2 separate regions of the Homo sapiens genome follow, and region 2 is linked to region 1. Evidence: chromatin contacts called from ENCODE Hi-C or POLR2A ChIA-PET data. All regions are on one chromosome and are shown on one strand. Each heading gives the region's core, a stretch centred on a gene start or an enhancer-like site at or near the end of the contact. The rest is flanking DNA. Distances are from core to core; before and after follow the strand shown. Region 1 overlaps L3MBTL3 (L3MBTL histone methyl-lysine binding protein 3). Region 2 holds the start of SAMD3 (sterile alpha motif domain containing 3).

What was found. A loop is a pair of places that touch in the nucleus more often than their neighbours do. ChIA-PET counts read pairs that join two places held with the same protein, here RNA polymerase II (POLR2A). Pooled maps may share reads with other maps.
Region 2: a loop to region 1 is called in a map of naive thymus-derived CD4-positive, alpha-beta T cell, with 2.5 times the contacts of the local background. The contact joins the promoter of SAMD3 here to the enhancer-like site in region 1. A Hi-C loop is called at or near these places in 2 of 168 maps with a recorded cell type or tissue (both naive thymus-derived CD4-positive, alpha-beta T cell), 1 of 37 single-sample maps with no recorded cell type and 11 of 50 pooled maps. POLR2A ChIA-PET finds 5 or more read pairs at or near these places in 5 of 52 experiments (CD4-positive, alpha-beta T cell, H1, T-cell and 2 more).

What each region holds. Positions count from the first base shown.
Region 1 is chr6:130,032,942-130,036,261 of GRCh38, reverse strand. The region is part of intron 2 of L3MBTL3 (L3MBTL histone methyl-lysine binding protein 3); the gene reads right to left. Among named protein-coding and RNA genes, the nearest start is that of L3MBTL3, 16 kb to the right of the region's middle. Within about 2 kb of position 1,506, at least 2 of the 41 ENCODE cell types and tissues checked have a DNase peak (open chromatin) inside an H3K27ac peak, as active enhancers do.
Region 2 is chr6:130,221,465-130,224,784 of GRCh38, reverse strand. SAMD3 (sterile alpha motif domain containing 3) reads left to right here and starts at 1,834. Exons shown (of 12, transcript NM_001017373.4): 1 at 1,834-2,091. RefSeq lists an enhancer at 1,118-1,227.

The sequences.
Region 1 (3,320 bases), core at 257-2,756:
GCAGAACAGCCAGGAACCAATATTATTTTAAGAAAAGCTGCTTCTAAGTCACCCCAAGTCTTCCTCCCTTGTTGTCACCCTCTGTAAATGTGTATACTTGCATACAAACATACAAAGTCCTTTCCCTTCAACAATTCGTGTTCCTGAGACTCGGTAAATTTTTTCAGTACTTAGAAATGCTCTTGTGTTTTGTTCTTGTAGGTATCACCTGCTGCTACACCACAATCCACCTGTATTCCACAGGCCACACACACACACACACACACACACACACACACACAAAACAGGTAGGTAAGAGAGTCACAATGCAAGTCACAAACAGTATTTCTCCTTCTGCAGAAAACCCCATCACAATTTTTTTTTGTTAAATGGTGCTGAGATTTCCTAAGGAAGTATCCTGAAAGTACACCCTGGTGGGTCCTCTGTGCTACCAGACAAGATTCGGCTTTTTCCTCCTCATCTCCTCTAACTTCTATTGGTCTCCAGCCACTACTAATGTCATAAGAGGTAAGTTTGGGGTTCAGATGTCCACCAAATGCTTCTGATTCCCACTAATACGTAATGTCATGGCTGACCATGGCTGCAACCAAAGGCATTGATGCCCAGCATGCTGCTACCACTGCCCACTGTGGATGTCAAGGAGCTGATGACTACTGAAGACCGAGACCATTACTGCTGGCACTAGTGCAAAAGTATTGCACTCTGAAAGTCCCTGCTTTGTGAAACAATTTGCTTTTATTACAATGTTCTTTCCCTCAGCCTCCAACAAAAGGGCTGGAGAACAGACTAAATGACATACGACACTTTCCTCAGAATTACCTCCTATCTCTCTCCTACACCACTCCTCATCTCCAAACCAAAGTTGTGAAACCTGACTCTCCCTTGAGATATTCTATCTGCTGGATGAACCTCCTCACTCTCTCATGTAAATAAATCCCTGGCAGCCCCAGTCTACCATGTACCACTTACATCAGGTGGTGATTAAACTAGTTAATATCTTATATTCAAAAACCCCTATGAGGAAGCAGACCACTCATATATTGATGGTGGTGAGCCTTCTTTCTGTATACTTTTTTGTATCTGTTGAATGTTTAAATAATTTTTTTAATGAATAAAAATGAGTTTTTAAATCCGGTTTCATGTTTATTTAAAAGTGTATATTACAAAAGGCATGTCTTCCCATGAAAATATTTGTTATTAATGCCAACAACTGAAGCTACAGCATAGACGTCACGAAGGAAAATCCATTTCCACAAAGCTCTCTGGTAACTTAACTAGTACTCGTTAACTATACATGCACATTCATCAGCTCAACAGATGGATGAGAGGAGGAGGTGTACGGTTCACTCCTCCACAACTCAGGTATGCATTCGCAGACTACGTATTTATGGTTCCTACCATTCCTGAGTGACACCTGAAGTTGCTGTGACATTTAGTAATTTGTCATTTTGCAGAGACATGATTCTGAATCACACATGCCATAAAGCTGGGGCAAGGGCAAGTTGTCCAGCCTGGCCGAGGCCCAGGCATGCTCTTAGTCATAGCGCTTAGTCTCAGTGCTATGAAGACTGTAAATAAAGTGATAAAAACTGTTTCTTTTTAAGAAATGAAACAAAATTAACTGCTAGTTGAGTCTAGTGTTGATGACAGAATGAAGGGAATATGGGGATGTTTATGAAAGCGATAGGCTAGCCACAAAACAGAAGTTTCAGATAAATTAAAGACTGAAATGTCAAATGCAATGATGACTCAGACACATTGTGCGAACAAAACTACCAAATGCTCCAAAAGGAAATAAGTAGAAAAGATGTGTGAATTTGTTTCAATAAGTACTCCAGACAGTAAAAAAATCAGTCATCAAGTGAGATAAGTAGATAGGGGTCTAGAGAGATCATTTAAATTTTCCAATTCTACTTTAGCAATTTTACGGAAGGAATTATGTGCTAAAATGATTTTTTTTCAAGTTGAGAATCGTGACTGGCTGCGGACATTGACCTCACAAATGTCAAGAATCTACTGTATCTCATTTTGACTAGAGATAAACAGTTTGTGTGTCCTTCATAATCTTTCCTTCCTACAACTTCTTTGCTCCTATCTGCCAGGAGTGGATAAAACAGAGGCTCAGAGTGAGGAGCAGGGACTCCTACGAGCTGGGTTCCTGCAGCATATTCAAAATAAAGAGGCTGCCTGGGGCTGAGATGAAGGGAAGATACCAGTCCTCTGAGATATAAGCAGCATAACCTAGGAGGCGCACAGCACAAAGCAAAAGAGTGGGCCCTGCTATAACCCAAAAGTCTGCACCTGCAAATAAGGGAAGAAATTTGGATTACTGAGAAAGGGTACTGACTGTAGCCCAACCATTCCTGGTCAAACCACTGTTCTCCAAATATTGTCTTTAAAAGAATGGCTAGTTAACATTCATCAAGACCAGTTAAATAGTTTTAATAATTTTACAGTTGCTTTTTCTTAAGAGCTGCATTTTATAGCTTCATAGTTAACAAGTACATTTTTCAAAAATAAGGTATAGAAATACTACGGTTATGAGTTAAGAATAGTTATAAAATGAGGGTAGACATGACCTTAAAAGCAGCATCTGAGAATCAGATTCAAATTCTGTCATTCAGATAACAGGCCTGAGATCAGCGCCTGGTGTCAAGGAACTAAACTTGCCAGTTTTTGGTTAAAAGGGCAGTGTATCTTTTGTAAACAGTGTGTCAGGAATACTAACCCTAAAATCATTACTATGAACCAAACAAAAATGACAACTATGCAGAAGATGAAGACAGCAATGAGAAAAGCCAACCTCCACTGTAGAATCCAACAGCTTGTTGCTATGATGCCTACTATATGACACCATCAACTCAGGATGATTTTTTGTTTACTTTACAGAAATCATCTTCACTCACTAACCGTTAACTGTCAAACTTGGTGCAGAATGACATACTCAAAACTCCTAAACGTCATTTTTCAGTAACATCATCTCCAAGGAGTCTCCCCACTGCTAATCACCTTATGAATGTGGCATATAAAACTGCTTTGAGCCTCCCCACCCGACTCACCCAGCTCCCGTCATCCTTTCATAGGCGCAAACCAAATGCTTCCTTGATTATCCTCAAGATTTGCCCTACTCTTACAGTTCCTCTTTCCATCCCTTACCCTTCCCTCAACTACTTCCTTCTTTTCCTCCTCTTCGTATCACTTTCCAAGGTTTGACAATTACCCACTCCATGACTTCCGACAAATCAGTCTCTCATTTTTTGCATGTTTTTGAGACAGGGTCTTGCTCTGTTGCCCATGCTGGAGTGCAGTGGTGCAATCAT
Region 2 (3,320 bases), core at 585-3,084, 190 kb before region 1:
TAGCTGGGCGTGGTGGCACGTGCCTGTAGTCCCAGATACTCAGGAGGCTGAGGCAGGAGAATCGCTTAAACCCAGGAGGTGGAAGTTGCAGTGAGCTGAGATCGTGCCATTACACTCCAGCCTGGGTGACAAAGGGAGACTCCATCTCAAAAATAATAATAATAATAATAATAATAATAATAATAATAATAAATAAATAGAGTGCTTTTGCATAAACAAAAGTTTGAACATTCTGGCCCGTCCTCACATGAACCTAGGGCTGGCAGAAGCATGAGCATTTGTCACTCATGAGAAACACAGGGTCCTATGCCTTTTTGTGTCTCCACACCTCCCATCTGTGCTTTGCTTTTGATACGGGAGGCGGGCAGGGAAGTGCTGGGTAGAGAAGAATGGGGTCCCTGGCTAGGGCTCCACCCTCAGGCCTGTACCCATGGACGTAAGTGAGAACAGGCACTCCTGTTTTCACGCCCAAATGTTGCATTTTCCAAAAGCACTCTGGCCCGCCACACCCCCATCCTCTGCCTATAAAAACCCTGAGACCCTAGCGGGCACAGACACAAGCGGCTGGACATCAAGAGGAACACACTGGCAGAATACACTGACAGACTGGCAGGACATCAACAGCAGTATGATGTGGACCACGTAGAATTTGCCTGGGGGTGGTTGGAGGAGAGTCAGGCCACTGAGCGGCCTGACTCCAGGGGAAGACCGCCTTCCCATTCCATTCCCCTTGTGGATCCCATCCATCTGCTGAGAGCTACTTCCACCAGTCAATAAAACTGTGCACCCATTCTCCAAGCCTACATGTGATTCAATTTTTCTGGTACATTAAGGCAAGAACCTTGGGATACAGAAAGCCCTCTGTCCTTGCGATAAGGCAGAGGATCTAATTGAGCTGATTAACACAAGCCACCTGCGGATGGCTAAGCTGAAAGACTGCACTGTAACACACTCCCACTGGGGCTTCTGGAGCTGTAAACACTCAACCCTAGGTGCTGCCATGGGGTAGGAGCCCATGCTCCCCATGACCTGCCCGTCTGCATGCTCCCTCTAGGGGTTTGAGCTGCAGGGTACTGAAGAAGCGAGTCACACCCATCGCACGCCCTGCAAGGGTGTTTCCAAGTTTCACTTTGAGTCACACTGCATTAAGAAGATCCACTACCTTGCATCCCCTTCTTCCTGAAGAGGCCTACAAAGTCAGACCAGCACTTAGTGTTAACAGATCAAGAGAGCCCAGCTTGACTCTACCAGCTGAGCAATATAGGTGGATACAGAAGTCACCTTTCATGTGTTCTAACAAATGAGTAACTCCAAAAAAATAGTTGTAATATTTTAATAATGTAAGTTCTTGCCACTACTCAGAGCTATAAAATGTTCAGCTATCACCTGCACTATCACGTACACACTGAGCTATGTAACGAGAATTACATTCAGCCAATGTCTGCTAAATAAAGGTTTGTGCATTTTAGTTCAATGATGTAGCTACAAAGAAAATGAAGCCTCAAGACACTAGAACCTTCTGAGATGCAAAGCTTTGAGTCCTTGACTTTGAATTCAATGTCTAAATTCTAATACATTATTATTATATCTGCCTTAAGATTGATATAGGAAATTTTTTTTCTAGTTAGTGTTATTTCTTCTAGGAGCTTAAAAAAGGTAACTAAGGAAGAATTAAATGTTCCAAAGATATATTATGGTAAACATGTATGTACATACATGGGTATTTGTCACACTTGTCAGAATCTTCTTCCTTTGAGAGGTGCAAACGTTAGCTGTCTGAGATCCACCCTGTTTCAAACTTACCTTATGCTTCCTGTGTACTGTGAGGCTCCCAGTCTTGCTGTCTTTCAATGGGGCAGCCACTGCTCAGTTGCTGCCATTCAGAAATATGAACCCAGTATCACCAGAACTTTTGATTTTTCAAGAGAAACCAAGATTCCAGATTTGTAGGTGATATCTTCCATTTTTCAGATAAAACAAAGGAACCAGAACCACATCCACTGATCGGATTTGCCTGGGGAGGAGGGGTGCTCTCTCCTTTGATCTTCTCTTCTGGAAGAGATGGACCAAAAGCCTCTCCAGCAATAATCCGTAAATATCACTTTTTACCTTTTCTCTATAAAACTCTAACTTTTCTGATATTAAGATAAAATTCTTTCATTGAGAAAAATTTAAGAGTGGCAGATTACAAACAAAAAACATTAATTCCTCCAAACAGAGATTGCCACTTCTGCCTTCTAGTATATGCTTTCCCAGCCTTTGTGTAACCAAGCATTTCATTCTACTTTTATTTTATTCTTTCCACAAATCTGAATCATACTATTTTAAATTTATTTGCAGTTAACCATATCCATGACTGTTTCTCTCTACATAGTTATTTGTCTAGATACAATTTTTGATTACTACATAGTATTTTATTTTAAATATAAATTACTGTAATTCATTGGCCAATTCCTATTGCTGGAAATTTTATCTGTCCAATTTATTTGCTATTCGGACCATTGCTATGGCACACATCTTTGTGTTCATTTCTGTTAATGTCTTTAGGCACATTCTTAGAAATGCTATTTTGGGGTCAGAATGTAGAAATATTTTTAATGTTTTTGGCTTGCATTAGTACCCTTTAAAGTTGGATAGATTGGATTCAAATCACTTTTACCTTTACAAGCAAAGGAACCTTAGGCGAGTTACCCTGTAAACTCCAGGACTTTCAATTATAAAATGGGAATAATATGACAGGGCAAGTTGTGCCACTTTATACTCCCCTTAGCAGTGTGTAAGAGAACAACTGACCTTGCATTCTTGCTAATTTTCACCTTTTCCAATGGAATAAATGAAGATGGTATTTAATTATTTTTATTACAAATAATGTAGATTTTTCAGATACTGGTTTAAAATTTTGTTCAAGAGTTACCTATTCCTATTTTTTTCTATTGGTGTATTAATTTTTTAGTTGGTTTTATGGATTATAGAGTTGACCCTTGAACAACATGTGTTGGAACCTCTCAGGTCCACTTACATGCAGATTTTCTTCTGCCTCTGCCACCCCTGAGACAGCAAGACCAACTCTCCTCTTCCTCCTCCTCCTCCTCAGCCTACTCACTGCAAGACGACGAGTATGAAGATCTTTATGATGATCCACTTCCATGTAATAAATAGTAAATGTTTTCTCTTCCTTGTTATTTGCTTAATAACATTTTCTTTCCTCTAACTCATTTTATTGTAACAGTACTGTATATAATATATATAACATACAAAATATGTGTTAATTGTCTATGTTATCAGTTAAGATTCTGATCAATAGTAGGCTATTAGTAGTT